2 separate regions of the Homo sapiens genome follow, and region 1 is linked to region 2. A link is an interaction called in ENCODE POLR2A ChIA-PET data of the cell type or tissue named here. Cell type or tissue: PC-9. All regions are shown on one strand. Links, peaks and the distances in the headings refer to the core of each region. The heading gives the core; the rest is flanking DNA. Region 1 has its middle 110 kb from the start of C1QTNF9B. Region 2 has its middle 33 kb from the start of SPATA13.

Region 1 (16,166 bases), core at 3,980-11,979, 120 kb before region 2:
GTTGAATGACAGGTATCTACCAGTCTCCATGTTGGGCTTGCAGGCAGGAGGTAGATGAAAACGTTCTGTCGTCTTGGAGTGTTCAGAGTCAGAAGCATTGACAAACGAATTCGAGTAGGAGGGAAATGTCACAGTCGCTCTGCATTCCATAGAGAGGGGACAGAGTGACACACTCTGGGGGAAGGAGTAGAGGAGCTGGTGGTGGTTGTGTCTGAAAGCACGGTTGGCTTAGGGAAACACCAGATCGGCCTCAGTGGCCTGAGGCCTGGTCAGGGGGGTGAGTGTGTTGGTCTTTGAGTCTCCCCATCCCTCCTGGTTGGACTGACTAGACTGCAGGAGCTTCACGAATTCACCAGTTCCTGGAGTCTCCTTGGAATAGGACTGCCGCAAGCCTCGTCCGGCTCCTTGAGGAAGGAAGAGCATCCAGTGCACCTGTGACCCCCCGAGCACAAGCACTGGCTGTACCCTCTGATGGAAACAGGTTTCCTACCCGCTGCTGCTCTGCAGTCCTTACTTGGCAGGCACGGACGTAGAACCCATCCAGCTCTGTCTTTCCCCATACACAGTGTTGTAAAATCAAACTCATTGGTCATCCCTGGGTGATTGGGCCCTATTGGAACCTTCGCTTCTGATGTCCTTAGAAGTGGCTCAATGAAATATTTTTCTTTTTCTGAATGTGGGGGGTGAACAGAGAAAATTGCCATCATTTGTTCTTCTTCTGTTAATTCTCCCTATGATCTCAGGCCAGGAGTGTATGGGCAGACAGTTCCCTGTGGCCATTGACTCAGTCTTCCGAACTACAGCATTTGCCCTTTTATTCAAAATCCCATCTGTCTGGTTTTCAATGGTTCTGTCTGTAGCATTTTCCCCACGCTGGTCTATAAATGCAGGGGTGTGTGTGTGTGTGTATGGATGCTTAGATGTACCTATAGATAGAAAGGGGAGTGCCTAGGCCAGATCACTCAGAGAAGGTGTTGGATTAAGCCATTTTGATGTTTCCATTACAGAAATCCTAAACTAAGCACAGCTTCTCTGACACCAGTAACAATTTCATTACTGAGCCATGAGATAACAGCAGGTTTACAAGAGAAGGTGGTAAAAAGATTGAGAATTCAAATAATGAATGGAGTGCACACAGGAAAGGGTACTGTGCATGTCTTCATGAGGAACCTGAATTAAGGCTGCTGTGCCACAAAGCAAGTAATGCGTAATTTTTTCTTTGGAAGCATGTAAAGGCTTTAAGATAACAAGTTTCTCTTAAGAAAACCTAGGATTTTAAAAGAAACAGAACTAAGATTAGAACCTTCATCGTGTATTCAGTTCTTTTCGTATTATATTAGTAGTAATGAATACAGATTTAATTGCATATAATGCATTTCAAGCAATTTTAGATTGAAGCAGAGTATTATGACTGTAGAAAGTCCATTTTTTAACTAATGCAAAATATTTGCAAAAGTATTTGTCTTTACGTTATACATCAGCCATTATCCATTATAGTAATGATTTTAAAATACTTCCTTTTTGTTCTATACTTGATTTGACTCACATATTTAATACAATATTAGAGACGTGGGAAAAAACACAATATACATCAGCAAATACAGAACCCATTAAACAAGAACCAATACAGCAGAAGTCCCTTTTCAGCCACACTCCCCCTCCTCCTGCAGCATTGTTTTGTACACTTGCTTCATATACATACACACAGAAACAGCACTTATTACTATTGTCTTTTAAATATAGAAGTTGACTCTTGTCTCCTTGCATAGTTCCTGGTGGGCACTCCTGGGCTTTGGTCTGTCCTCAAGGTCGTTCAGGGACTTGGGTTCCTTCCTAGGGTAGCATGTCTCTGTCTTTGGTGAAACACGGCTTTAAAAAATCTCCAAAGCATCATGAACCCCGAGTTTGTAAATTTCATAAAGAAAGATGAATTATTAGAAGATGAAATTGAAAAGCAGATACACAATTTTGCTCTGCAGTCATCAGTCAATAAAGAGTCAGGAGTGAAATCCCGGTTCTTGTACCAACACCTATCTGCGCACTTTGAACAGATACCATTTACGGCAGTGTTGACAGTTAGTGTGGCAACTGTGCTTACTTATTGTTAGATTTCTCTCATCCAGGTTGGATGGACCACAGTATATTTGTTTATTTCCCGGCTCTCTAGTTCTCTAGGAAAACCAAGGGGTTTTCTTAGCTCTGTGGCCATCCAGGGGTGAGGGGCTCCTCACAGGGGCGCAGACGGGACTCAGGGAGGGTAGGGCTGCCCCCTTATGAAGGTGCTCCTTCCTTGGGAGTTCTCCTGGGTGTCCTGGAGCTGGCTGTGGGCAACAGACCCTGCCCCAGGAAGACGCAGGTGTGGTCAGCACAGTGCATCAATTAAATCAATTCCGAGACTGCTCCATACACACAGGGCTGAAAATTTACATTCCATACGATTTATCTTCCCAAATTATGTTCAGTCACAGTATCCGTGAAAGCTGTGGGAGAGTCTACAGTGACAGTAGGCTAATAATAGTAAGATGCAAAAGGATACTCAGCAAAATGCCAGCCACCTGAGACCCCCACATTAAACCACAAACCCTTCCCATTATCAAATTTGCAGTGAAAGCTTAAATTGCACATCTTGGCTTTAGCTGTCCTATTATCATCACAATCTATTTACTGTCTGTGAGAATAAATCAAATGAATTCATTGTGCACATCTGAAAATGAATCTACATTCCCTTTTACATGGCTACTTTTTCATGACATATAGGTTATCTTTGCCACATTGCTTTCCATTTTAAAAGAGCTAAGAGTTTCTCAAAGTAAGTACTTTTCTGAGAGTCCTTAATTTGGAAGAACTCTGCTTTCTCTGAGTCGCTAGGGGAGAAGTTAACAGATGCTGAAAGATGACATCAGCATTTAATTGCAAATCAGTTCTGTTTTCTGGTAGCCTGGCTATTGTGCTCACATTTGAAAACTGTTTTGATTCTTAAATTTTTACCGTGTTTGCTAAATCTGGATAGATTATGAAGTCACATTCCTAAAAGATACTTGTATGTTTAGAGGCGAGAATTGGAGATCTTCAATGAATTGGAGGGTTGCCTTGCTTCTTAGACCACAGAAGCAGCTCAGGAATATAGTGCTCACCTGGTGCCTAGCAGGGTAAGCCCAGGACAGGAGCTCATATTTAAGTACGAGAAATGGAGTGTATGCAGGGAGAAAATGGAAACTACAGTTTTAAGGATGCTTTGGGGAATATGGAATCCTTGGTGAAAAAGGGCCATTATACAGCTTTCTTCCCTGGTAAAGGGATGAACTCCTGAATTTTAGGTGTGGGGACAGGGGGTGGGAGAGGGATGGGGGAGATCTGAGTTCATAAAAGTGTCTTTCAAATAATGTGAAGAACAGCTGGTATGTGTCATGTAAAGGGTCAGAGAACACACGAGCTGTAGAGGGGCATTTTCTGAGGAATGCATGTGCTTTTAGATTTGCCACAACCCTGAAAGCTAGATCTGAGGCTCAGCAAGATGCAGCATGGGCATTTTTGTCAATGGAGGAGTGGATTCCTTTTTCTGCACACAGCAGCATAGCTGACATTTTTTTCCCTTCTTAATAAAGACATCCACCCCCTTGACCTTTAGAGCTGATCTTCTAAAAGACCGTACTGTTTCTTGCATAATCATCACCTGTTCTGCTACACAATTGCTCTGTTTGGACCCATGCTTCGGGATAGGAGACATCCCCTGAGAAGGCCAGGGTCAGACTGGCTGGGCTGCAAGCAGCCGGAGGTGCCTGCTGTGTTCCTGCAGTTTCCAGTGTGAGCTGCAGAGGAGAGACAGCCACTTTGTGAGTAACCACCATAATTCTATTATTAGGTGAGAGGTTAATAATTGACATGTTAAAGCATATCCGGGAGGGTATAGAGGGTAAGTCTAAATGTCAGTGTTCATTAGTGGTTTTTTGTATTACAAGTTTTCTTATTCCCAGTATTCATAAGATGTCACTCTTGAGTGTTCATGAGATCAACTAACTCATCAGCAGGTAAACACACAGGGCCTTCGTGGCACCTCAAGCATTTCATAACATGAGGTTCCTTGAGATTGCAAATGTGATAGAATAAAATCTGTACACAGTATAAATGAGCAACGGTGTCAGACAACGACAAGACAAACATGTTTCCAGCATGTCCCCATTTCATCTAATGTGATGTGCGAAAGAACTGAAAAAGGAACACAGCAAACTGGGAGGCTCAGGGCACGAGGTGCGGCAGAGGAGCGAATAGAGGCCAGGCCAGGCCGGCCCAAGTACTAATTCATCACAGTTGCAGGTGTGGTTGACTGGACCCTAACTCTGGGAGGTGCCGGCTGATTTGGTCACCACAGTTGTCTTAGGGGCCTGCACGGCTATGGTCCCATTTTAAGAGCTGGGGAGCTGAGTTGCAATGAGGCCAGCCTACACATGGTGGAGCTGGGAGAGCACCGGGACACGCAGCCCAAGCTCCTGGTGCCCTTGCATTCATGTGCCAGCTTCTGACAAGGGCTGCTGTTCTGGGATTTTACTCTAAGAGCGCAGGGAAGCCACGTCGATGGTGTAGGGGGAGAGGATGCCCCCGCTCGGCAATTAACACGAAGCCCCTCTCTGGAAGGAGGATGCTGTGGCATTGCCTGGGCTTTGTCACAGTTTTGTCATTCTGGGCCAGCCTCCCCCATCCTGTGCACCCCTCCTTCCTTCCGTGTGGAGCCCCCTTTCCTCTAGGATGCAGTCTGAAGGCCAGCTTGTGCACAAGGCCTCCCGTCCAGTGTCCCCTCAGCTGAGTGTGACCTTCCTGCTGGCCCTTAGCTGCCCTCTGGCACTGTAGTCACCTCTGTCAGTGCCTCTCCTGATTGCCAAGCATTGCAAGGGCCTGTGCCGGTTGCCTGGTGGCCCTGAGGCTCTGAGCCCTCTGCAGAGTTTAATACCCTTCTGCTGAGTGACATGTTTAGGGCCAGCCTCTGGTCAGAGGAAAGGCCAGGCTAGGCCACTGCTTGCATCTTTGAGGGGTGAGGCTTGCCTGTGGAGGGGACTGGGCTCAGTGAGTGGGTGTCATGTCTGTGGTCAGTAGCTGGCCCCTGGGGCGACTGACTGCTGGGTTCAAAATCCTGCTGCACCAGGGACAAGCTGGGTGATGTTTAAGTTGCAAGGCTTGGGGCTTTTTCTTTTTTCTTTAGAGGTGCAGTCTCCCTCTGTCAGCCCAGGCTGAAGTGTAGTGGTGCGAACTTGGCCCACTGCGACCTCTGCTTCCCAGGTTCAAGTAGTTCTCATGCCTCAGCCTCCTGAATAGCTGGGATTATAGGTGGCACCACCACACCTGGATAATTTTTTGTATTTTTAGTAGAGACAGCTTTTCTACTAAAAATGGCTATGGTGGCCAGGCTGGTCTTGAACTTCTGGTCTCAAGTGATCCATCCATCTTGGCCTCCCAAAGTGCTGGGATCACAGGTGTGAGCCACCAAGCCCAGCCAGGGTTTTTTCATTTTAAATTTAAGAGTAACAGTACTACTCAGCTCATGCATTCACTGTGAAGATTAAATGAAATATTACATATACTCAATGCATGGTGAGACTTAATAAACAGTATTTATTGTCATCATGATCTGGGTGCACATGCCACCCCAAGAAAGGACAGAAATTAGCTCTACCTCAAGCATAACCCAGAAGTCCTGGGGGGAAATGGAGGCAGGCGCGGCCCAAAGGCTGCTCTGCAGACCAGGCTGCAAAGTGTGTGAATGATTCCTGTCTGCAGCAGCCCCACTCATGGGAGCCGAACCACCCAGGTGTGTGTCCCTGTGAAGGTTAAGGAAGGAGGTTCAAGCTGGTGTGCTGAGGGAGAGCTTGTGACCACAGCCACACACTGTGTGCCCTCGGGTCATTTATTGCACAACACATAAAGAGATTTCAGTCACCTAAAGCTCTTGATGATCAGACCAGGTTATCTGTAAATTTCAGGAGAAAATGCACCTGAATTCACTCCTGAAGGTTGTGGGCTGAGGGGCTCTTCTTTCAGTTTTCCTTCATCTCAGAGAAAGAGAACACCTGCAAAGCCTTGACTCCTTGTCCAGCTGGAATGGCCAGGCCCTGTCCCTGGGGCTGGCTGATCTTGACGCTGATGCTCCATAGCCGGCAGCTCTTAGTGCCTTCGTCATGGGCCACCATGAAAGAGGGCGGTGCCCCCAGCCCCTCCACAGCTCTCCAGGTGGACGGTCTTGTTGGTGGTGACTTCAGATAAGAGGTAGGGAGCAGGAGAGCAGGAGAAGGGGAGGGGAGAGAGAGAGAGAGAGAGATCAAGAAAGAAAAGAGCAATCTAGAGTGTGGACTGAAGCTGTGTTTAATATGAAGAGAAGGGGAACACTGGAGGAGGCAGCAGGCCTGGGCCAGCTGAGGAAGGCAGAGGTGAATCTGCTGTGAGTCACCTGGCAGAGACCTGGAAACCTTTGGCCCCCAGCTCCCTGTCCACCCCCATGTACTCCTACCTCACTGCCCCCATCCCCTGATGGCTCTCAGGCCTATCTTCTGCAGCTCCTGTCCATGAAAATGACTCACTGATGGAATGACCCACAGGCCCCAGACAGCCATTCAGCCAAGGAGGAGGGAAGAGGGGGGAAAGCATAGCTCTGGGACCAAGTGCGGGAGGTGGGGGCTGCTCTTGCCAAACAGAATCAGGAACAAGGAGCAGCACAAGAGGTGCTGAGCAGTGGCCTCAGCCAGCGGGCTCTCTGCTGCCAGGGGCATGCCATCCATCACGTGGGGTAGGTCTCTTTGCTGTGGGTACCCAAGAACTCTGCCAGGCCCTGCTGAGGGTGCCCTGAAAACCTCAGCCAGCCTGCTATCCCCACCTAAACTCTGCTCTGGTTCTTCCTGGAGCTGACACATTTAGTTCAGTGCATCCCAGACATCACCATGTGGAAGTGAGAGGCTCAGCTGGTCCAGCAAGGAGGGCCACCCTTCTCCCATGGTCCTGTGAACCAAAAGTATCTGAGATACGTCTCCATTAATTTAGAAAGTTTATTTTGCCAAGGTTACTGTCAATGAAAAGAATCACACTCTGTAAAATATTTGAAGGGATTCATTCTGAGCCAAATATGAGTGACCCATGAGCTATGACACAGCCATTAGGAGATCCTGAGAACATGTGCCCTAGGTGGTTGGGCTACAGCCTAGTTTTATACATTTTAGGGAGACATGAGACTTCAGTCAAAGACATGTAAAGATGTACATTGGTTTGGTCTGGAAAGATGGGACAACTTGAAGCAGGGTGTGGGATTGTTCCAGGTCATAGGTAGATTTTAAAATTTTCTGAATGGCAATTGATTGAAAGAGTTAGGTTACTATCTAAAGACCTAGAATCAATAGAAAGGAATGTTTGGGTTAGGATGATAAGGGGTGGTGGAGACCAAAGTTTTATCATATAGATGAAGCCTCCAGGTAGCAGGCTTCAGAGAAAACAGATTGTAAATGTTTCTTATCAGACTTAAGGTCTGTTGATGTTAACTCTGGTCGGCTTTTTTTGAATTCCAAAAAGGAGGAGGGTATAATGAGGCATGTCTTACCTCCCTTCCATCCTGGCCTAAATAACTTTTTCAGGTTAACTTTGGAATGCCCTTGGCCAAGAGGAGACATCCATTCAGATGGTTGGGGGGCTTACAATTTTATTTTTGGTTTACAGGCAGTCCTGACAACATGTGCACAAGGCAGTTAGGGTAAAGCTTGGTTTTACACATTTTAGGGAGATATGAGACATCAATCAAATACATGTAAGATGTACACTGGTTTTGTCCTGAAAGGTGGGACCACTCGAAGTGGGGAGGGGGCTTCCAGGTCATAGGTAGATAAGAGATAAATGGTTGCATTCTTTTTGGATCTATGATCAGCCTTTCACTGAATTAAACAATTTATATGTGAGAGGGGATAGTAGTCGCTTCTTAGTCTGGCTCAGCGAATCTGCATTTTTATATAAACAGTGGGGCAGAGGAAGCAATCAGATATGCATTTGCCTTAGATGAGCAGACAGATGACTTTGAGTTCTCTTCTTTGTTCCGCATCTGTGAAGATAAGCCATCACTTTACATCACCAAAGTGAAATTCAGCAGAATTGTTTTAGGGTAAAGATCTTGAGGAGTTTCCTTGTGGGCATATTGTGAGGGAGGTATGTAGCTTTTTTTTTTTTTTTTCATCTTTGTAGCTACGTTATTTAGGAATAGAATGGGAGGCAGGTTTGCCTAACCCCAGCTTGACTTTTCCCTTGGGCTTAGTGATTTCGGGGTCCCAAGATTTATTTTCCTTTCACAGTCCCTTGATCCCTCGTGCCTGGAAGCTCCTCCACCTGTGGCCTGAGTTGGATCTGCTTCTCCTCCCAGCAGTCTACTTCCTTCCTCCATCCTTTCTTCCTCCCATGAATCTTCCTCCCCACTCCTCCCTCCCTCCTGCTCCTCCATGGGGCAATTCACCCAAGGCCTGGATGGTGTCTTGGCAAGCAAGGCAGGGCCAGTGCCTTGTTGGTGGATCTGAGGGCCCTGGTGCATGGGACGTGCTGGTTGGCAAACCATTCCTAGAATCCACCCTGAGCACCTGGTTCTAGGAATGGTTTGCCATTCCAGCATGTCAAATGGTTGCTAAATGCTTTGCCCCACTGGTGACTGAGGTCCCAGGGGATGGAGACCCCTCGGATTGTCCTAGAGGAATGTTCCCTCTCTGCCTTACTGCTTTCTTCTGTCTTTCCCTCTGCACCCATACTGCTGGGATATGCCTGCACTCTGCAGTTTGCTGACTCCTCTGCAACCTTGGCTTTGGTTTCTCCCCAGGTCCTGACCACCTGGCCGTGGGCCCCTCCCTGTAGAGCCACACTGCAGGAAAACAAGGCTGCTTCAGCCCAGCGAGACCCATCTTGCCTGGGTGCCACCTCCCAGCCTGGATCAGCACTCGGAGCTCCCACCTGCCTCCCAGGGGAGTGGGCATCCACCCTGAGCACCTGGTTCTAGGAATTTCCCTTCCTTTCATTTCTGAGGCAGTGCCGGCCGGCTTGGCCATCTCATGCTGTCTCACGTTCCGCAGCTGGTCTGGGCCCAAGTGCTGAGGACTCAGGGATCCCTGAGACCGTTCTGGGCAGGTCTGGCTTGCTGCCCTCCCCTGGAGAATGTGGCGACCCAGCAGCAGGTGGTTGAGAGTGTCCCTGCTGGTGAGGACAGAACCTGGAATTCTGTTGCCACGCTCCCTGTCCTGGCTGGCTGATGCCCTCCAGCTGTGGGCTGGCCATGCTCCTGATGGGCCTGATATGGATACAGACTAGCATGTCCCATGCACCAGGACCCTCAGATCCACCAACAAGGCACTGGCCCTGTCTTGCTTTCTTCTCTTGGTGTGGCTGAAAACACCAGGCTCTAACTCTACTAGTTAAGCAGGAGCCTGGGAGTCTCCAACATCCTTCCTGGCAGGGGGCATGCAGAGAACATAGTCTTCAGCTCTGGCCAAGCAGCCATCTGTCCAGCCTGCTGGTGCTAGCCTGGGTAGATGGCCTGGAACTTAGGGGCAGAGCCCACCTGCACAGGCAAACTTGGGGGACCATGAGGGATGATCCCACAGACCCAGAATGCTCAGCCTTCTTCTTTAAACTTGCAGCGGAGGCTTCAATGTGCACCTCCGCCTCCCCCTACGGATTGTAAAACTCACAGGCACAGGGACCGGGGCTTGCCCACCACCCTAAACAAAACTTGCTGATGACTTACTGAGAAGATGAAGGCAGTGGTTTCTTGCAGCCATTGTGTCTGACCATGGGCCCCAGCAAGGATGTGAGGGACCTGTGTCACTGGCAAACACACTGTCAAGAAGCCAGGTGTGTAACCAGCCTATGATGAAAGCCTGCAGAGGTATCAGTCTCTTTCCTGGGGAATCTTTTCACCTGCGTCACAGCCAGACCCTCCATCACTGGTAGAAGGGTCTAGGGACTCCTCCAGAAGAGATAACTACTTTCTACTTAAGGACCAAAATACTTTTAGCCTCTGAGGCATAGGGCAGCTCACAGATGAAACTCTCTTCTATCTTGGTCAAGGTTGCCCCCAGGCAGGGGGACATCACCAGCAGATGCTCGTGGTTGGTCAGTATCTTGAGAAGTACACACCACCCAGGTACACCATTAGGGTGTCCTCTAGTACAACAGGACAGAGACAAAGGCTGTGCCTACTGTCTCCAAGGAGTGGGAGAGGACAAGCATATGGCAATTTTGATAGGCTTCTCACTTGGCCCTTCGAGTTGGCCATGTTGATCAAGTTCATGGTCTTCCCCTCTCAGGGGCTCCCCTGGTTGATCTTTTTCTGCCCTGACAAGCTCCTGGAGTCTGTTCCCTCCCCGTCTTCCGCAGCCAACCCCCAAGTGTGTGGTGGGCGGGGTGCAGGCTGCAAGCCTGTGATTACAGCACCTGCCTTGCTGGGAATGGCACGGGCATAGGAGCAGTCATGCCCACTGCAACAGTCAGTGTTGCCACAGCAATGCCCAGAACACCACCCTGAGCCCCGTGGCTGCAGACAGTGGCATCTGTTTGGTTTATGCGTCTGCAGGTCGGGGCTTTCACGGGCTTGGGCTGGGCTCCCTCCTGTGGCTGGCACTCCCCAGCTGTGGCTGGGGACAGGGCACACCTAGGCCACAACTCTCCCTCATCCAGCAGGCCAGCCCGACACCTTCTCACCGTGACGGCAGAGTGGGGAGCAAGCAAAGCCACACTGTGTGAGCTTTCCAAGGGCCCATTGTCACCCCTTTGCTAATACCCCACTGGCTGCAGCCCATGTGGCTGAGCCCAGAGCCAGGGTGGGGGGTACATGGCAACCTGTGCAGACATGGAAAAACCTCAGCCTCCTCTTCTCCCACTGAAACGGGCTTAGAGCTCTTCCTGTCTCCCCACGCGTGCTGCACTGTTTCATGCTCTTTCTCCCAAGGAACTTCTCCTCAGCTCAGCTCCCGCTCTGTAAGTGGAACTCTGATTTCATCTGAGCACCCTGGCTTCCACAGCATTGCATGCCCACTGCCAGCCCGTTCCTCCCCTCCCTCACCCACTGGGCTGACGATCCTCTCCCACTTGCTGCTCAGTTTCCCTCCTGGTTTGTCCCAGCTCTGGGGCCCATGGGCAGCCCCCTCACCCTTGTGCCTTGCCCCCCATACCTGGGACACTGCTTGGGGACAGTGCCCAGGATTCTACCTACTCTGAGAATGGGGACAAGAAATCTACACACAAGCTTAAGTCGCCCTTATCCTAAAAAGGTACTTTTTTCCTGACCTTGTGAATTCTTCCAAGATCTTATTGATCTCTAATTTGCCTTTTGTGAGAAAATGTTTTGAAAGAGTAACCTACACCCATCGCTTTCATTCCTTACCACCCACTTGCTCCTTGTCCCTTACAGTCTTTTTTTTTTCCACTTTTTTTTTTTTTTTTGCCCCAGAAGACCAGGCTGTCAACAGTCTGCAGTGTTAGGAGTGCCACATGTGTTCATTTATTTTGTCCTCTAAAAACCTCGAAGGCTTGGGTGCTGCATACAGTCAATAGCCGTTTGACCCATGAGAAAATCAGAGCTCAGCCTGGTCATGTTGTTCATGAGGTTATTGGGAGCAGGTAATGGACTGTAGGCCTTTCTGACTGCAGAGCCTGTTTTAAGCTGTTGTGCTGTACTGACTCGATGTGCAAGTCTGGAGTGTGCTAGAGTCAGAGCCTCCAAACCCGTCACGCAAAGGGGCTGTATACGCTTGCTAGGGCTGCTGTGCCACAGTTGAGTGGCTTTGACAACAGAAATGGTTTGCCTCGCTGTCCTGGAGGCTGGAGGCCACAGGGTCAGCAGGGCCATGCTCCTTTTGCAGGTGCCAGGGAAGGTCGGGGCCCAGCCCTTCTCCCAGTTCTTGGTAGCTTAACTCCAGTCTCCACATTGCATTCTCCCTGTGTGCATGTCTGTGTCCAGAGTCTCCCTTTCCATTAGGACACAAGTCATATTGGATTAGGCTCTCACCCTAATGACCTCATCATAACTAAAGTTGACAACTCGGGGGCACCAACACACCCCCCTTCCCCCATGCAGAAATGGCCCCACTGTTTCTGGGGCCTTTCAAAACCTGCATGTAACCTTTGACTCCCCCAAAACTTAACTACTAATAGCCTGCTATTGACCAGAAGCCTTACCGATAATGTGTCAGTGGATGAACACATATTTTGCATGTTATATGTACTGTATACTGTAGTCTTACAATAAAGTAAGCTAGAGAAAATAATATTTGAAAATCATAAGAAAGAGAAAATATATTTATTCATTAAGTGCAAGTGGATCATCCAGGTAAAGGCCTTCATCCTGTGGTCTGTTAGTTTGTAACAAAATAGTGTATGTCTTCTCCTAAAATTTACTATTGTTATTTAACAACTTCCTTTAAAAGGAAGGTAAGTGGTTTAGTGAAACTGATGAGAGGAAACAAATCCTGATTTCAATTGTGAATTAAGGGTGTTATTCACACAAGTTATTTCAGTTCCTGTCTTCTCCCTTTTGGTTAAGATTTCCACAGGATTGCTGTAGTTCTGAGATCCAGGTTCCCTTTTTGGCACTTTCTGGATTTTTTTTTTTTTTTTTTTTTTTTTTTTTGAGACAGAGTCTCGCTGTGTCGCCCAGGCTGGAGTGCAGTGGCGCTATCTGGGCTCACTGCAAGCTCCACTTCCTGGGTTGATGCCATTCTCCTGCCTCAGCCTCCCAAGTAGCTGGGACTACAGGTACCCGCCACCACGCCTGGCTAATTTTTTTGTGTTTTTAGTAGATAACAGGGTTTCACCGTGTTAGGCAGGATGGTCTTGATTTCCTGACCTCATGATCTGCCTGCCTTGGCCTCCCAAAGTGCTGGGATTACAGATGTGAGCCACCGTGCCTGGCCACTGGATTTTTATAGTAAACAATGACCTCTGTGACTCTTAACGAGAGATGAATAGATACAAAAAGTCTTATAAGCAAAAACATCGCTGAAAGCCAGAGTTTACTGCAAAATAGACACATGACATTATTTAATTTTTTTCCCAAATAGAGAACCTAAGTAAAAGCCTTAGCAATTTACCTTTTGCTGAGAGGAACTAGCTGGACTGTACATTTTAAGAAAATCCTTTCTTCAAAGTACATGTGAGGAAAAACTAATTTCGGGGACAGCCCTGCTTCCAAGCTTGTTTCTCCTGTGGCATCCCCTCTCTGTTAGCAGTAATTTAATAAAAAACCTGAATATGACCCTGTTGTGAGCTGAGTCAGGCCTGACCCTGAGCCAGGGGCCACCTGGCCCCTCTGCTTCACTCTCACCATTGCCCACTCATGGGGCTTCTTTTCTGCTCATGGTTCATCCCAGAAGGTTTTTCCCTGCCATCCCCTAGAAGGTCAGACCAGCCAGGACACCCCCGGCCTTCCTGATCCTTCCCCTTTGGGGCGACCCCTGGCAGGCCCCCCCCCAATTCCTAGGTCCACCGTTTCTGGGGTCTTTCCAGCCAAACCATGCCAAGGTGAGCCTCGGCTGGTGACACGTCATAGTCCCCTCATGACCCCACCTAAATCAGCAAAATGAAGTTGTTGGTTCTTAGAAATAATTTAAAACACAGAGGCATTTCCTCAGGCAGTGGGATTTGAGCATCAAAGACACGCTTCTGTCCTTCGTCCTTCTGCCCTCGGATGTCGCGGCTCCTTGGCTCCACAGTGACTTGGAGGGTACGCGGTGTGTATGTGTTGGCTGCAATAGTGTGAGCCACAGTGACACGTGGCATGGTTCTGAGCTCCACAAGGAAAATGGCAGAGCCCCGTTCCAAGTCCCTGGCAGGACTCGGGACTCTGCGTATGTCTTTCTCAGACACCCCTGAGACCTGCCCGGAATTGTGTTTGTGGCTTGTCCTTCAACCCCACTCCTGGCTCCTCCTGTGAGGGGTGGAGGCCAGTGGGGTCCATCCCTGCCCACCCCTGGAGTGCTCCATCCTCCAGGACGTGGCCCTGGGCCCTCCAGGAAGCAGCTGCGGCTCTTCCTGAGGCTGGGAGAGCTGTTTCCCAGTAGCTACCATTTCCATTTGGATCCAGATGTGACATCTTCCCATTTCTGACATCACCCTGGATGTCACATCAGTTTTCTTTAATTGACTTCTCACGTTTCTCAAATTCTTGCTGGAAGAATTGGGAGCGTCCTTTGGTGCCTGGGCAGCTATGATGCAGGCCACAACCACAATGCTAGGCTCAAAGGTGCCCTTCTTTGCCCACAGCCAAGCAGGGCCGCTGGGTTCACCTTGACCTCCACTGACTCTTCCTAAGCAGGCTCAGTGTCCAGGGCCCGGGCATGGCCTGCAGGGCTGTGGGGGTACCTCCCCGCTCCCTCTCCTTCCTGGCTCTCAGTTTCCTGAGCTGCGTGTCCCCAGTGTTCTCTTCCAGAAGTTTCATTGTCCTTGTGCAGAGAAAAGCCCCTGGAAGGCACTCTGGGACGTGCATTGTGCCCCAGTTCAGCACTAGGGTGGTGGCTCTGCACCCCAAGGCCTGGCTGCTGCACGATAACATGAGCCTGACAAATCCCAGGGTGCAGAGAATCCAGGGCTGGTGCAGGATGGCGCTGCCCCCGCCCAGGCTCATGCCCAGCCTTCAATGAATACAGTTTTAGTTACTGAATGACAGTGGATGGTGGAGCCCATGGAGGGTGTGATGAACACCAAGTGGGGCCTGACACAGACTCGGCAGCCTCAGGAAGGCAGGAGGTAGTGAGGAGCGCCCGAAGTGTGGGAGGAGGTGACAGGGTCAGGGGGCAGACATCCTTCCCATGGGGCCCAGCCCTGGGCCAGGGCAGAGAGTTGAGGTAACATCAGTAGATGAGTGAGCACTCCTGAGTTACGAATAGAGAACAAATCGCCAAAATAACAGCATGCATTTACACATGCTCACACGTGCCAGGCACTGCTCTGAGACGATAACTCAGTTAATGCTCACAATTCTCTTATCCTCATCCGAGAAATAGAATAATTTGCCTGGGCGTGCAGCAAGTGAGTGGTGGACCCGAACCAGAACCTACGTAAGCCCACGTGCTTGACCTGAATTCAGAGGATTGGAAACCCAGGGCTTAGAGCTTGAAAACGCACAGTGTGATCTAAATCTAAATCTCTTGGGCAGAGCTTTTCTCCATGCTCTAAAATTCTGCTCTTAAGGCCATGTGAGAGATGTATGTGTGTCTGTGTTTGTATGTGTATATATGTATATGTAAGATATACACACATATGTATATATACATTTTTGTTTACATATATTTTTTAGATCAGATAGACCCTGTCTGGCATTCCGATTTAACCTCAGCTAACCTGTTTTCACACATCTGTGCACTAAAACAACTCATTTTTTTCCTTTCCAGAGCTTGTCTTCAAGAGTAGCTGGTGCAGAAACTCGGTAAGAAGGGCCTCGAGTCCGTTCTTCCCTCTCCTTCCTCCTTCTTTCTCCTTTAAATCCTACCTCCATTTGCAGATTGTATAATCTGTATGTTAACTCCGTAATCCATATGTTACCTCTGTAACATACTGTTAAAATCACCACAAATTTGATAGTTTCACACTTTTCTTGACTTTCAAAACATATCATCTGTCAAGGTATTTGAGATGACTTCTTCCTTTGTGAAGTGAGGCCTCCTCTTAGCAAAATTTTAGACCCTACATGGATTTCATTAATATGCACTATTGCTACTAAATGTTCTGCTAGTGTGGCCAATCCATTTATAGGCAAACTTGGGAATGATTTTGTTTTGAAAGCAAATACAAATGAATCACCTTACACCCGTGGAAAACCAATCACGAGTCTTACATTTTAAGATACTTTACTGTGATAAAAACCTGGGAGTGTTTTGGGTTTTGTATGTTTGTTACTGGATGAATATAACCTTAGAGTTGAACACATTTTAATAGAAATGTGCACGTGTTCATAAATATGACATACTTAAGTCCTGTTGTAGATTAAACTGTATTACAAACCACTTCATAGTTGTAAGGTCAAAATGTCTTTTTTGATGGACAAATAGAAATGTTGCAAAAGATCGTTTTTTCCATCTTAGCATTATTTGTAACTGTGATTTACCTGTTGGACCCAACTAAAGACTAACAAGTAAAGAATCTGAGGAAGGTCTTTTAGGTAATAAATGAAA
Region 2 (16,166 bases), core at 4,006-12,005:
ATTCCTGCAGTAGCTGCCAAGGAAGGAAGCCTGGGAGAGCTTCCCAAGGCCCAAGACCCGGCCAGCCCCCACCGTGCATGGCAGGCAGAGCTAATTCTCCGTCAGTCTATGCATGCTAGGAGAATGCTTTGGGACAATGTCCTGATAGTAAACACCATGCTGTTTAAACAGAATTCCCATTAGCTTTTCCATGAGGGAGCAAATGCAGAAGTTTTCTTCAGATAGCTTGCAGTTTCTCAGCCATCCCCAGCCCCACCCCCACAGAGTGACAAGAAACAATCACCAAATGGCCGTTGTTCCATTGATCTGTTTATTTCTCTGTCTTTGGGGCAGATGGATCAGGTGCAGGCCTGCTGTGGTTTGTATCAGGCACTTAGGCAGTCCTCAGCCCTGTCTCCCTCTGTTCCTTCCTCCCTCCCCGGAAACTCTTGGGATTCTGTTTCCGCCTCTGAAAAAAAAATCAGGATTCTACTACTACTGTTTAATTTCCTAGTAAATGGTTATTGAGAAATTGGAGTGTAACTACAGGGAAACACTGCAGACTGTGAAAGACCCACGTCTTTGCCAAGCAGACGCTCTGGGCAAGTCGCCTGGGTCACTAACTTTGACACTTTGGCTGTGTTGCTTTTCTTTGGGGAAGATGTATGGCTAAGCTGTCTTTACTTGCCTGTGTCCCTATCAGGCGCAGCAGCAGTAGGAGTTAAGTAAAAGGAGTTAAATTTCTCCACCTTTTGCACATCAGGAGCATGGTCTTCAGGGTCAGATTACCTGGATTCAAACTCTGGCTACACCACTCACTAGCTGCCTGGCCTTGGGTGAGCCACTATACCACCCTCTGCCTCTGTTTTCTCATGTGAAAAGGGGGGACAGTAGTATTATCCAGTTCCTGGGTTCCATGAAGGTGAAATATTAATGCTTATGAATTGGCACAAAGTAATGCTCCATAAAGGGTTGTTGTTATTACAAAAGCTTAAAATCAAAATTAAGGTATCCTCTTTAAAAAGTCCTTGCACATGTTTAGAAGCTGGTGAGGCTGCCAGGTGTTTTCATTGCCTACCAGGTACTTACAGTTTAAAAGAAGAAATGGGGCTAAACATGGTTGGAGGGAAAAGTACACTGAGTTCTATTCACAAAGGTGAACTCAGGTACTGCGCTGTCACGAAAGAGTGGATGGTACTGACTGTGGGAAGCTTCCTGGGGTCTAGGTCTGAGGAATAAAACTGCAAGATAACAAACGATAACGAGGAAGTAGGAGTGCTTGCTTGCTTTTCTTTTCTTTTTTTTTCTGAATTAAGTTCTTTTAATAGATTGCATATATAGATGTTCAGCCATACCCTTAGATCAACTCTTAAGAGTAGAACTTTATATCCAATTAAATGCTCTAGATACCACCTTTCTTATTTTTTACAGTAAGGTCTGGTATTCAAATACCCACTTGTACACTGACAGCTTTAAGAAAAGAGGACACAGAGGGAGCTGTCATTTTTAGCAGCAATGAAATACCACTAAACCCTTTTTACATACCGAATTCAAGTCACTATCAGAGGTGAGCGCACCACAAAGTCAGCAGGTACAAAATTGCTAGTTCGTTTTTCAATTAATAACTTGAAATTACCCTTGCCTCACACCCCATTACATCTTTTTATAAACAGCAAACATTTTGCTATTTTATACATAGGCTAGCAGGCTTGTTTCAATATGAAAGTGCCAATTCATTTCCTGATTTTTATAATCAGTTATGTAGTGCTACAATAAATGACCAATAATCTACATAGGAACAATGATGAATGAAAATGATGAAGATTGAATAAAGCTATCAGATTACCTTATCTTATTGACATATAAAGAATAGATACCCAATGGTGAGGAAGAGACAGAAATTGGACAAATGCTCATAGGTGTAAAAATTACATCTACCTTTGAGTTTTATACTGCAAATGAGACATTTTAAATAGTCCTGTAGCCCTTGCCTATTCTTTCCTCAGAAAAAGAAAAGCTGCCTTCATGACATCCCCTCGTGTTTCAGATTTCCACAGTGTCACTTTGAAGCTTCACAGTCAGGATCTTCCTTTCTTCAAAAAATAAAGAAATATGCCCCCTAAGGTACCTCCCATCCCCCTCGATCCCCCAAAATCCCGCTGGTTTCTTTTCCAGTGCCAGGTTGCATGATCGGGTCCCATCTCCTGGGGTTGTTGTTTCTTTTGTCCATCTATTCATCATTAGTTTAGAGTAGATAACATGAACCACTTCTGGAACCACTGCTAGGACGAACACAAGCTCTTCACTACAATCACACAGCAGGAAAGAAAGAGATAACTCAATTCATCCCTGGTGCTGGGCCTCCAAAATTGAAAGAACTTGGCACAACTGGAGCACTGAATTTGTATCCTCCATGCTTCTCAATCATTTTGGATTCATGGGCTGCTCTTCTTTGATCAGCCAGCATTGCTATATACTGTAACTGTTTTCTTTGTTCTTCAGAAAGATGGTGAGTCAGAGCCTGATACCACACAGGATTACGATTTTGAATAGTTTGAAAGATAGTTTGAAACTATTCAAACTATCGATTTGAATAGTTTGAAAGATAGCTTTAAATATCTGATACACATCAACAGGGTTATCTTCATCATCAATGATTGTGGAATAGCCTTCCAGAGCAGTCTCTTCCGCATCATCTTCTTACCAGTCTTCATCGTCTCCATCTTCACCAGCCTGCTTAGCCAGAATCTCCAAATATTCTTGCCCATCTTCATCAATATCATCTTCATCACTCCCCGGTTCCTCTGGTCAGTGCCACGCCCTTTGCACTGCAGAGCGATGACCTCTAACAATTTTGTTGCATGACACTCTGCATCTTCTCCTGCAACTCCTGTAAGAACCTTTTTGCACATACTGTATATCACTTCAAGATACTTGGTGACAGACAGAAGTGTGTCTGTATCAACTGTTACATAATTACGAAGGAGGAGCATCATATCTGTAAAGTAATCAAAGCCATCTTGCTGGAAGACTTCAAATACAAGGGGAAGTAGCTGCCACATCTGTGGAGACTCTCGTTGTCATGTCAAACTGTGCACTAAAGAGAAGATCTCCTCATAGAATTCTAAGACATGCTGTTGTAAAACAGTAGGAACGACCTGTAAGCAGATTCCCTCGAGCTGTTGGGTTATCTCTTAATGATCTTCAGCTACACTAAGAAGCGTGTCAGGTGTATTCAGAATTCCCATAGCAGTAACTGCTTTGTCATCACTACCTTCTTCATCTGGCCCCATCTGGATTACTTGGTTAAATGTCATTGCCAAATGTTGTGTCATTTCTACTGCAATAGGAGTAAATTCTTCACTATATTCACAGATCATTTTCTGAATTGCATGGGTAAGGTCATCATTTTCTGTTTCTCTGATAATATGAAGAAGAGCCTGCATTACAGGTCTGATGAATGGTGTGATATATTCTTTAGCTTTTTCTTGATTGCTGATCAATACTTGAAGGGCAATGGCAGCTTCCACTTTCACAGGCATTTCTCTATCATCAATCAGACATCTTCTTGTCAGCTCTAAGGCTGTTTGAAGGTTCTGATCACTTTCGAACTTCACTTCACAGAAATAGTGAATTACCCAGCAAGCCCTTGCTCTCATGTAGCCTAGTTCACTGCTGAAGAGGGGGAGTACATGATTCTGCAACATGCATTCCATCTGATCGTTATAGATCTTTTTCTTCAGAAGTATTTCAGCGAAAGAGCCAATCATATGCAGGGCTCCATCTTTTTTTCGAGGGTCAGCATTTGGTTCTGTAAGAATCTGGTAACAAAATCCTATAGTCTTTTGCAGTACCTCTTTCCTCTTACTACAGGCTGTAAACAAAAGTGTCTGGGCAGCAGTGGTAGGAGAAATGAAATCTTCAAACACATCAAACTTCATGCATATATATTCGTAAGGGTCTTCTTGCCAAAGTTCCTCATCAGCATCTGTATAGCACATCAGTGGAAAAATAACATCTTGGATAATGCCTTGTATATGGGGCTTTGGATTCTTCCAGGTGAGAGCATGAGAAACTCCTTGATTAATAAAAATTACAAAGGCAGTGAAGGCCCATTGGGGAATATACAGGAATGTTTAAAGCAGAAAATAAAACTCCTCCACCCAGAGATCATTGTTAATTCCCTAACTCATTTCCTCTTTCAGGCTTTTGAGATAACCTGGGCAGACTCTGGCCATGGGAAAGGAAGGCTCAGGGGCCCTGTGAGATGCTGGTGCCGTCCAGCTTGGCTCCAGCTAGGAAAGATTGGGCCTGGGGTCCTGGACACACAGAAAGCAATGGGATTTGTCAGAATCGTCACCAGCTTCCTCTAAGCCTGGGCAGCAGAGTCTTCTAAGCACCCAGCAACATACAAATTCACCAAAGAAAGCAGTTATTAGAGTTCATACAGAGAAAGGAGCTGATGATAAACTGATTTTCGGTTTTTAAAGATTTGTTTGGTGTATTAAAATGTGTTTTTGTTGTCTTTAGTAGTCTATTGACACCACCTTAGAATCTCTCTCATTCATTTCTCATCTATAAGATGAGGAAGGTAACAGCCACACTTCTTTCTCTTAAGTTACAGACTCCCAGGGAGCAGGTTGCTGAAAGCTCTTTCAGGACACAGTCGAGGTGTAGAGCCCCGTCAGTGTCTAACATAACAGAAGGACAAGGTGGATAGAAGGGCAAGGTGCCTTTCCAGGGCAGCTGCAGAGTATCAGACTTTCTCGAAGGAAGGTGGATGGCCTGGTGGGACGCAGTGCTCTCATCTAGATTCTGGTGAGAATGGCAGTCCTGGAGGTGAATTTAGTCATAGTCCATCAAACAAGTCTAATTGGACATGGCATTCTACCTCTTCAAAAGCTAAACAGCCCACTTGACAGAAGTTTCCAAGTTTGGTTTAGCAATTCTATATTGTATAGATACTGCTTTTGTCTGTTGTAATGAACAGGAGTTATAATTACTCCAAGGTTTGTTCTTTTTTTAATGTGTACACTACTTTTACATCATCAATTGTTGGTCCATTTTGTTAGTTTCTTACATTCCACATAGACTAGTCTGAATGTTTGCAGTGGGATCAGATGTTACTAGCATATTGTCAGATTTTTTGTCTTATTTTTTTTCTATCACAGCCTGCCTGCCTGCCTAGATCTGTAGAACCAAGTCTCATTCAGGTCAAGGATCAAGTGCTTGAAAGGAACTGAAACTCATTCATAGGGTCAGAGCGGGTGGTGGCAGACAGGAAACATTAGAGAATGTCAGGCAAGGCAGGGGCTCTCCCCGGTATTTCTCCCAATGGCCCCATTGTCTCTCCTCTCTGCCATTTGTTTCCTTTCTCTCCAACCCCTGGACCCATACCCTCTGTGAGGCTCTTAGTTTCTGCTCCCGCATAACATCAGCTTGCGTGGAGAGGCCGCTACACTGGCTCTGGAATCGGTGCTTAGTGGCTCAGGGCTCACGTCTCTTGCTTTCTTCAGCAGAGGAGCCTGGGAGTTGCATCTCCTAACACGGCGGGAGAGGGAGGAGCCCCTTGACTTAGAGTAGGGAAACTTCCTGTCATTCCTAATGAGACTCACCTTATTGTCTTGGGAAAAGAAACTTAGGACATTTCAAGCCTCAGAGTGTAGGCAAGAGGCAAAGCAAAGGCAGGAACCAGGGGGCATGGAGGGTATGTACTGCAGGTTTCTCCTTTTCCACACCTCCTTCAGCATACAGAATACACATGATCCCTTCAGGGGTCGTATGGACCAACCTAAACCACCCCCAGCACAGTTTCTAAAATTCACCAACCAAGTGGTTTAAGGAGCGAGGGAGAATTAAGCAGAGTTCTCAGTTCACCTAGTGAGAATTACTAGCCAAGGAATTCTTCCTTGACTTAGGTGAGATTGTCAAGATTCAAGGGATGGACGTTTTTGTTGCTCAGGAGCAGGAAGGAGGCAAGAGTTCATTTTGGAGGTGAGGAATAAGGAGGAGGGCAGCCCAAGGAAAGTTGCGCTTTGAAGGAGCAAAAAGGAACCAGGAGGCAGAAGGACACAGGAAGCCTAGTGCTGTTGTTGACAATAGGTGCTCATTAAACTTCTGGTCAATTAACTGGAAGAGTAAGGAAAAGACGAATGGAAGGCAAAAGGGGGCCCACTCTGGAATGTGGATTTCAAATGTTCCCTATTGCCTATGCTTTTCCCTGCAGCTGAGAGCAGCTGCCTTTGGCTCTGCTCCTGGCTTGGGCCCTGTGGTTCTTGGGGAGGTACGAATAGAGCAGGGGAGCCAGGAGCCCTGTATCAAACAGGCGAGAGTCTTGCATCTTCCTTTCTGATGCATTCTAGAAGTGATGAGAAAGCATCTTCCTCCACTCCCAGTCTGTTGCAAGATCCTGCTGGAATTCCACTCACTTCTCTGCCCTCACTTGCTACAGGGACTTCCTCTCCAGGATGAAGTCATGGGGGCAGGAGCCATGGGGAGCCTTTGCGGCTGTGACCCATGATTGAGTCTGGGGGAGGGGTAGCTGGAGGTGGGGTACAGCCTAAGGCCAATGAAACAGTTTTTCACAGCATTAACTTAATGGGAAATGGAGGGACTCACAAGCAGATCTTGGACTTATGACTGCCACACTCTGCTCTGACCTGTGGGGCTGACAGATTGCTCCTCAGTAGATGTTGGACTTGGGTAACTTTCTCCTTCATGTCCCTTAAAACCCACGACAATTGTGTCTATTCTGGAGTTTCCCTGGCAAGAGAAAGTGAGCGAAAAATAAGCATTTACGTATATATATTTGTGTGTGTGTGAGAGAGAGAGACAGACTCCCAGGGCGCAGGACAGAGACAGGTTCTGTCACTCAGGCTGGAGTGCAGTGGTATGAATATGGCTCACTGCAGCCTAGAGCTCCTGGGCTCAAGGGATCATCCCACCTTAGCCTACTGAGTAGCTGCAACTACAGGTGTGTGCCACCATGCCCAGCTAATTTTATATTTTTTTGTAGAGATGCAGTCTCACTATGTTGCCCAGGCTGGTCTCAAACTCCTGGGCTCAAGAGATCCACCTGCCTTGGCCTGTCAGCTTGGGGATTTGGTTACAGGCATGAGCCACTGCACTCAGTCCATTATTTTTATTATTAACTTAGCAGCTCTAGGAATCTTTACCCTAAACGTTTTCTCTCTCTAGAGATCATAATGGGAAGACTGGAGATTGTGAAATCAAACAAAAATGGGTTTAAATCCTTTCACATTTGTTATCTAATGTGTGGTCTTATCTCATCTCTCTGAGACCAGTTCCGAGGTTTGTATAATGAAGTTAGTAATATTACCTCCTTAAAGCATTGAGGATTTAAGTGGAGAATACCAGTGTTGAGGTAGAAATGCCAGTCAATCCTGGCAGGAAGGGGGATGACTAGAGGACTGTTTAATAAGGGAGTTATTTACAAAGGTGTGGCCAGGGTAGGAAGCAACAGGGACAGAGCTTACCCAGGCTGGTAGCAGTGAGGCCACCCTCTCCAGCTCTGAGGGGGTGGGAGTAGGGCATTGCCAGAACCTGCCTTGCAGGTACTGTGTGACCTTTAGTCAAGAGACAAAGCCATCCCACAATGACACCAGCAGGGAGGAGTTGACAACCAGCGTCATTTCCTTCTCTCTCCCTCCAGTTCCCTGCCTGGGCTCCCTCCCCATTGCTGAAATCCAACCAGAGGCCAGAGGGTAGGGGAGCCCCCGTAGGTAGTCTACTGAGAACAGCCTCTGGGGACAGCAGCTGGAGAAGGGTGAACCATAGAGTGAACCAAGGAGACAGAAGATCTCCAGCACAGCAAGAGCTCAAGAAATGAGATGACTGTGATGAGTCATTCAAGTTCAGTTTAGAGCCTTCCAGCCCATAGCTGGTAAGTTTCTTGAGAACAGGCATTTTTGTTTTCTCACAAAGCATTGGTAAATCTCCATACAGATAATATGCGCCCATCAATGGTTGCTGAACAGTGATCAGGTTCTGAAAAAAAGCAAAAAATACTGACTTGTGAGCAAGTTTAACATTTGAAGTTCAAAGACAATGGTATCATAAATTTAAATTGCACAGCAAGGAATAAAAACAAGACAGGCATCAAGTCTGGTACAGCTTCATTTATTTCTTACTCTTCCTACCGAATTGAGTTTGCATCCAGGTACTCCTCATGCCTCCGTTGGCAGAATGATGATGTAATGAACGAACAGCATTTACAGTAAATGACAGCAAATTGCTCTGTAATTCAAGGGCTAACCCATGTGCCACACAATGATCTTTTGATGTCTGTGAATTTCTTCAAGGTGGGTGGGGAAGCTTTTTGCTTGTAGGGAAGGCTCTGGATGGACTGAGCCTCTGACATATCAACTGTAAATCCTGGAGTCCTGGGGCTTTATTCGGAGGAAGAAAGCACCTTCTACAGGCAGCAGTAGAGTGGACTGTCCCAGAATCGAGCCCACTGCCCTGAGAATTGGACTCCACAATGGCCAGTTGGACATTGTCCTTGTGCCCGGAGGGGTGACCTACACGTGGGACAGGAAAGGACATTGTGGCTTCATCACCAGAAATGCTCTGCCAGGTCTGTCCTTCTGGAACTTGCCTAACCTGCTCTGCAAAGGTTTCAAGATGTTCTAATGCATCCACTTTAATTTATTCAAACCCCAATGTACGGTCAGATTTTTCTGGCTTCTGGCTAGCTAGGTGAAGAGAAGGGTGTTGCTCAGAGGTAATTAAATGGTGGGGCAGAGCCATTAGGAAAGTGCATGGGTCCAGGTCATGCTTCTCAGGCCTCAGGTAGCTTTCTGAGAATAGCCTGTCTTTCGGCATCCCAAACTAAGGCCTCCACAGCCACGCCGGGCCCCAGAAATCTGCATTCTAACACTCCTCGCTGATGTGGACAGGCCTTGTTGTGGAAACAGGACTCCCGGGAGCAAGAGAACCAAAAAGTATATTTCAGGAGAATTTAAACATAAAAAAAGTCCTACCTTATTTAAAAAAAAAAAAAAAACTGCTTACTTCCCTTAAAAAATACGTACCTAAGGTTAGCCACTTGCACTTATTTGTAGAATAATCGCATTGTGCTTACATTTCTTGCAAGCAAAATGTCATTTTATTACCAATTGATCTGGCAAGAAAACAAGTGAGCTAAAACCTTTTTATACTTTTTTTTCTCACCCAAGATCAAGTAATGATTGGTTCCACTAAAGGCTTAGTAGAACAGCCCATCTGTGTGACTGCTGCAAAAGTGGGTGACAAACTCTACACCGGGGTAAGTGACCCTTTCTGTTGTTGTCACCCTGTGGCACCGCACCATCTGTTTGTTGAATTCCTCTGATAGGCTGACTTCTAATGATCCTATACTTTAAAGAAGTGGCTTCTGCAGCATGGGCTTTCAATCCAAAGTCCAGGTGGTGTGGGCTGAAAAAAGGAACTGTCCAGACTCTGGTGCTAGTGTCGGGTGGGTTTCCACAGTCCACGCTGAATGCTGGGGGTCAGAGGAGCAGCCAACCATCAAAGTCTGAGTACAGCGTCTGTCCCATGTGAGCATGAGGGAAAGGGAATCCCAGATCTGACTTTCATCCTTCAATTCCCATGCTCAATTATTTTTAACTTCCATGTTTCAGGATGGAAAAAAATTGCCAAAACACACAGAACAAGGCTTGTCCAGAGAATCGTTGAGGATGTGAGAAAAAGTTTAAACTTAAAGTTCTTATGGCCCTCAACCTTCTGGAGTTAGAGGAGGGGAGAGGGTGATTTGCAGACCGGAGGATTGCTGGAGGCCTAACCCTGAAATTAGTAGGGACAGGTTTGTTATTTGGCTGAATCACCTGGCTGGTGCCTGCCTGAAGTCAGAGGAGACGGGCAGGGCCACCCTATGTATGGAATCAAAGGAAGAGCTAGTGGCTTCTGGTTCCTGGCCAGATTTCTGTCTGTTTCTGCTTTAAATAGGCTGTGTACACCCAAAGGCTGTGTGATGGACACATAGTTATTATTCAGGACATAAGACAAACTTTTGCCTGGCATCAGCTTACCATGTGGCCAAAGCCTGCCTCAGTCCCTGTATGGTGAGTGCTGTTGTGCCTGTTGTCCGTGTCCCCTGGGCTGAAGCCCCATGCCACAGCTCTGGGACAAGGGTGGGGGATTAATAACCTTAGGACCTCGCAGGACCCTGGGGTCCCAGCCTTTGGTTGCCTGTACTGCTCCCGGGTGGAGAAATTCACCTGGGAGTCCCTCCAGGTCCTCTGTGGATTAGGGAAGTGCAAAGAGGTGGGTGAGGTAGCCAGGAGGCTACTCCACACAGCCCTTTCCTTCAGGATGTTTTCTTTCTGCCCAGAGTGGTGGTGAACACACAGGCTGATATCATCCCTCTTTTGCAGGGTCTGTCCTGGCTGAGGCAGGTTTGCACCCTGCCTGGGTGCTCAGCACTTCGTGTGAAGGGAATCATTCAGGGCAGTCACAAGCCCCTGCACCCGGGAGTCCACCCTGGAAGCCAGGGGCTGGCCCATGGCTTCACACACACGGCCAGTGGGACTAGGACTAAGTGAGCAGAGCCCAGTTCTTCTCGTTCCCAGTGTGAGCTGATGTACAGGCACCTCCCTGTAACTGGATCAAAAGGGGACTGTTTGGCAAATACAAATCAAAGCACAGTCTAGGACCCAGCCGATTAGAGAGAAGGCATGAATCAGAGAAGAGAGAAAATGGGAAGAGGTCAGAGATAAAGGCAAAGCGTGGTTGATGAGAACTGCAGAAGTACGTGGGAGGGGTCAGTGTTCTGATTTATTGACTACCTTTCAACTCATTGTTTAGCGTCATGGGAACAAGGCGTTTATCAGACAAGATCAGAAGTTTAAAGGTGGCCAGCTTTATGGGGTTAATAACTCCATGTCCATGTTCCCTAAGTGAAGTGAATAGTTCTTTGTGCTGATAACATGCTGACGGTTTAACGGTGGTTTAGAAAGAGCACAGACCACATGTGAAGAAGTAACCACTTACCAGATGACTGTGAAGACAGAAATCAACAGAACCTGCAAACACGCTATTTTCCTGGACCTAAATAAGTGCCCATTCAGATGGTGACTGCTTTTTAAAACCTTTATTTTTCTCTCTATAGGCTTAACATATGTAATGTAAGGAGCCGGGAATCTCTGCAGGTTAAACTGCTGAAAAGAAAGCTCTGATGAGCTACGGAGGAATGAGACAGAGTTCTTACACAGGGGTGGAGCGGGGGACGCTTTCTGGCTTCATCGTGATTCACTTACTTGCCTTCGTGTGAGTCTCCTCCTTTTCTGAAATAAAACCCATCCTAAAGGACAAGGATTGTTCAGTAAGGAAATTCAAGAGATTTTCATATAAGCTTGAAAGTAATCCAGAAAAGGAATTATAAAAATGCTTTGAACAGTAGCTGTATTATTTAAGTCCACTTATTAGGTGGCTGCTTTGAAGAGACAAATGTTTATTGGGGTTTTTAAGTTCTTGTGCATTTGTTTATAGGAGAGAGATAAAGGAATTTCCATCACGTATGGGCATATCTTGTCTTGACCAGCTAGTCCTCTTTCCTATGATGCTTCTTGGACTTGTGCAGAAAGCATTGCCCCTCCTTACCCCAGGGCCAAGGACCAGCTGACTTCTCACAGGGCTGACTCACAAAACCATCTACCCGAAGCATCTCTACTTACCTGACCTGGGCACTGAAGCGCCTTATCTTGTTTACCTCAGAATCCTCCAAGGGCATGGAAATCACTAGAAATCAAGACAAGTCAGATAAAAGGATTTTGTGCTACTTCCAGGTGTCCAGGAGGTAAAGTTTGGATGCTGAAATGTCAAGATTTACAAGACATTTCAGTGGCTTATGAGAACAACAGAACCATGTACTTGAAGTGGAAAATATAACAGAAAATCTGGAAAGCCACAGCTTTCATACAGCTGTACAAATGACTAGATTATTGCTCTAACATCTATCTGAGGAAATAGGAGTTTTGCTGAAGGATAGGGACAACCAATGTGGACCCTGGCTGTCTTGGGAAATTGTAACACTTTTGGGGTGGCAACTGGGAAGAGAGAGGATGAGGACATGAGAAGGCAGGGTGTTAAATAGCAACATAAAACAAGGGAAGGCAGATTAGAGAGGTAGGCAGCTGTGGCAGACACAGCCAACCATATTTCCCTCATAACAGCTCACATATCCCCTCAGGGTACCAATGTGCTCAGCTTAGAACACACAGCTTCCCTGACTCCCTTGCAGCTAGGGTTGACTGTGTGACCAAGGTCAGCCAATGAGATGCGCTTGAGTGACAGACTGAGGCTTCTGAGAATGCTTTTTGAAGGAGAAGTAGCTGACATGTGTTACTTGGATTGTTTCCCTTTGCCCTTCTCCCTTCTCCCTGGGCACAGAGCTGGAATGCAGAAGTAGGAACCATCTTAATGCTACAGGATAAATGCCACATGCTAAGTGTAACAGAAGAGAAATCTAGAACAAGCCTGGAAACTGATCACACTGCAGAGCTGCCATGCAGCCTTGAATGACTTCCCCCAAAAAATCTTCTGTTATAGGAGAACAGTGAACCTCTATTCAGTTGAGCCATCATGCTCAGGCTTCAGTTTCATAGGGCCATCTGGACCAAGTCCTAATTTATGCTGTACTCCAATATATCAGACCCTGGACAGAAGGCCAAGAGGCCAGAGTTTCAGTCCTGGCTCTGTCCTGGCTGTCCTTATTTATGAGTGTGTGACTTAGGCAAACCACCTAGGACCCCAAGCCTCAAATTGGGGGTAAACTAACTGCCAAAACAACATCTCACAGACTGTGTTGAAACTAAAATTATTTAAAAGTATTTGAAAAGTATTAACATTATTAGGAAGGTAAAGAAAGGGGTTAATTCAGTAAGGCCAGGCTTAAGAGAAGACATTAAGAAAATGTGGTGTTTGGAATTCAAAGTCTAGGAAAGGATGGCCGGGCATGGTGGCTCACATCTGTAATTGCAGCACTTTGGGAGGCCAAGGCAGGTGGATCACCTGAGGTCAAGAGTTCGAGACCAGCCTGGCCAACATGATGAAACCCCATTTCTACTAAAACTACAAAAATTAGCCAGTCGTGGTGGCACACGTCTGTAGTTCCAGCTACTCAGTATGATGAGGGCACGAGAATCACTTGAACCTGGGGGGTGGAGATTGCAATGGGCCAAGATTGTACCACTGTACTTCCAGCCTGGGCAACAGAGTGAGACTCTGTCTCAAAAACAAACAAACAAACAAAAACAAGTCTAGGAAAGGAAACTTCATACATAGCACACCTGGAGATGATATGACAGTTGAGGCCAGGGAAGGAGCCAACATTAGCAATGGATTCCCACGTATTTCCAGCGGGCAGGTGGGTCCAGCAGCAGATGTAGCCAGAGATCCTGGTACCCAAAGGCCCAGTGGGATTAGACTGTGCAGCCTATACAGACCAGATGATAGCACAGAGATCAAACTGCCCCACCACAGAACTTCCTCTCTGCACAGGTTGAAGGGAAAGAGAAATGTGAAACACTAAGTACTTAGCCCAGTGAGATTAAGTTCATCTGGTAGAGATTGTGTAAGCCCAGTTGGAAATAGTGGCTCCTGGGACATTTGAGATCTATTATAGAAAATAAAGTTATATTTCTCTGTGTATTTAAACGTTGTAAATTTCAGTGCCTTTGCCCATAGCTACAGAAAGCTTAATGTCAGTGGGCACAGGAAGGACAGACAGGGTCGGCCCTGGAACTAGATACCCCTGCTGAGCTCGGGCAGGTGCTAGGGATGCCTGAAGATGAGGGAAAAAAAGCAAGTCATGCAGGTAAAACACAATAGCTAGAGACAGGCAACAGGTGGTAGGTAGGCGTAAAGGTGTGTGTGGGATGGACCATAACATGTGAGGAGGTGGAGTGCAGCACAGGGAGGCCCAGCTGAGCTGAGCCCAGCAGAGATATTAGCAGACAGCTGTGGGGGAAGCTGGCCATACCTACAGAACCAGAGCACAGGGGAGGAGAGGCAGAATAGTGCCGGGGCCACAAAAAGGAAATAGCAAGAGAACACAGAGTTATGGTCCAAAGGGGCAAGGGGACAGGGCAAACAATCATCGGCACTAGAGCGAGTCCCCAGGATGTGGCCTCCAGAAGAAGTGACAGCCTGCGTAGAATCAGACAGCGCATCCAGAGTGGGGGTTTCGTGAGCAACGCTTCATGTATCCTGTCTGAGGAGGGGGCTGGGTCGAGCCCCTGGGGGAAGGCTCTTTCTGCATGCCTTCCAGAGGTTGTGCTAAGTGTGGTTGCTGGCGGGAGGTGGGGAGCAGGTAGGAAGATGTAGCAAATGGTCCAAACGGAGTGACAAGGTAGAATGGTACCCAGATAGAACTCTGCCAGGTGAGAAATGCCAAGAGAGCTGCAAAAGCTGTGTCCTTGGCTGTGGGTTTGGGCCAATGAATTTCTCTCCCCAGCATGAGGACTTCGCTGCCTTTATGCAGGGAGTAATGGTAGACAGTGCCTAGTAGATTTGATATGTTGGTTTCTGGGGCTTTTCCAAGTACCCTAAAACCACACCATGAAAAGTGTAAGCCCTGGCCCCCTTCCCAGTGAGTAGTTATCCTCTGGAAGATTCTGGTGCGCTGCTCAGGGCATCGAACAAGCCCCCGGCTGACTTCTTGCTGTTGTTTATCACAGAGGCAGATGGGTGGGGGTGCGCCTGCTACATAGAGGTCGTATGGATGCCGAGAGCAGCACATCTCTTTTTGGCAGCTTAAGCCAGGCCTGGATTAGCAAAGCATCCCAATGGGAAATGCTTCCAGGAGAGAGGAAAATTGGTTTGTTTTTTTAGCACGGGGAGTAGCAGGGGAACATCAGTAGAGACCCTGGATATGCCATCTTGATAGACCAGAATGGCTTTTACTCATTTAAGAACCACTGACTTGTAAGAGCAGCTGGTCGTGACCCACTGTTCCAGCCCTCACCAGTACCAACATTGCTCCCTGAGCCTAGAAAACATGAAGGCTTTGTTCAGTGATTTTATGGCCTCAGGAGAGCTTCACTCGTTGTTATGGACAGAATGTGTCCCCCAAAATTTTGCATGTTGAAGTCCTAATTTCCAGAACGTCAGGATGTGACCTTATTTGACAATAAGATCATTGCAGAGGTAATTAGTTAAGATGAAGTCATTAAGGCGGGCTCCAATCCAACATGACTGGTGTCCTTAAAAAAGTGGAGACTTAGACACAAAGTTATGCATAGAAGGAAGATGATGTCATGAGATGCAGGGACGAGATGGCCATCTACAAGCCAGAAAGAAAAGACAGGGATAGATTCTCCCTCATAGCCTTCAGAAAGAAACAGCCCTGCCAATGCCTTGATCTCGAACTTCTCAACTCCAGAGCCGCAGGAAAATAAATTTCTATTGTATAAGCCACCTAGCTCGTGATACTTTGTTAAGGCAACCCTAACAAATGAATACACTCATTATTCGAAAAAAAAAATACTTTTTCTTCTCTCATCTTTTCCTCTGATGTGCAATAATTAGGAAAGAGACAGTACAACAATTTTGAACATATGTATTTTTGATAGAAGTTTGAAAGCTGGGTATCCTCTAAAATCATATTTGTTCACAGCAAGATTGAAAATTATATAATGTGCCTCACTTTCACTCTTTAAGAGTATTTTTAGGTCCAGGTGCAGTGGCTCACGCCTGTAATCCCAGCATTTTGGGAGACTGAGGCGGGCAGATCACGAGGTCAGGAGATCAAGACCATCCTGGCTAACACAGTGAAACCCCATCTCTACTAAGAAATACAAAAAATTAGCCGGGCATGGTGGCAGGCGCCTGTAGTCCCAGCTACTCGGGAGGCTGAGGCAGGAGAATGGCGTGAACCCGGGAGGCGGAGCTTGCAGTGAGCTGAGATCCCACCACTGCACTCCTGCCTGGGCGACAGAGCAAGAATCCGTCTCAAAAAAAAAAAAAAAAAAAAAGAGTATTTTTAGATAGAGTTTATTTTCTCCAACTATAAGCTTTTTGCTAATCCTTAGAATTACTGCTGGGTGAGGGGAACTGTAAGGAAATGCCAGTGTATTTACTGAAAGTAAATGCTTGCAAGCTTAGGATCATCTGGAGTGATTCCTCAGCCCGACCTGAGGCAGGCATATTAGCCTCACAAAAGTTTGCAA

The links. ChIA-PET counts read pairs that join two places held together with the same protein. Peaks named below come from ENCODE experiments on the same cell type or tissue, not always from the same donor. Only the 100,000 strongest peaks of a DNase experiment are listed, where the experiment ranks them.
Region 1: POLR2A ChIA-PET joins it to region 2 with 5 read pairs; 2 of 35 experiments call an interaction of 5 or more read pairs at or near these places.

The regions. Positions count from the first base shown.
Region 1 is chr13:24,002,281-24,018,446 of GRCh38, forward strand. It overlaps a transcript of SPATA13 not described here. Among named protein-coding and RNA genes, the nearest start is that of C1QTNF9B, 110 kb to the left of the region's middle. RefSeq lists an enhancer at 14,084-14,985. In PC-9, for the core only: no CTCF peak of the experiment used is centred there; a DNase peak (open chromatin) is centred at 5,891.
Region 2 is chr13:24,119,748-24,135,913 of GRCh38, forward strand. It overlaps a transcript of SPATA13 not described here and the pseudogene IPO7P2. Among named protein-coding and RNA genes, the nearest start is that of SPATA13, 33 kb to the right of the region's middle. In PC-9, for the core only: no CTCF peak of the experiment used is centred there; DNase peaks (open chromatin) are centred at 7,524 and 8,604; H3K4me3 peaks cover 858 bases; H3K27ac peaks cover 2,670 bases.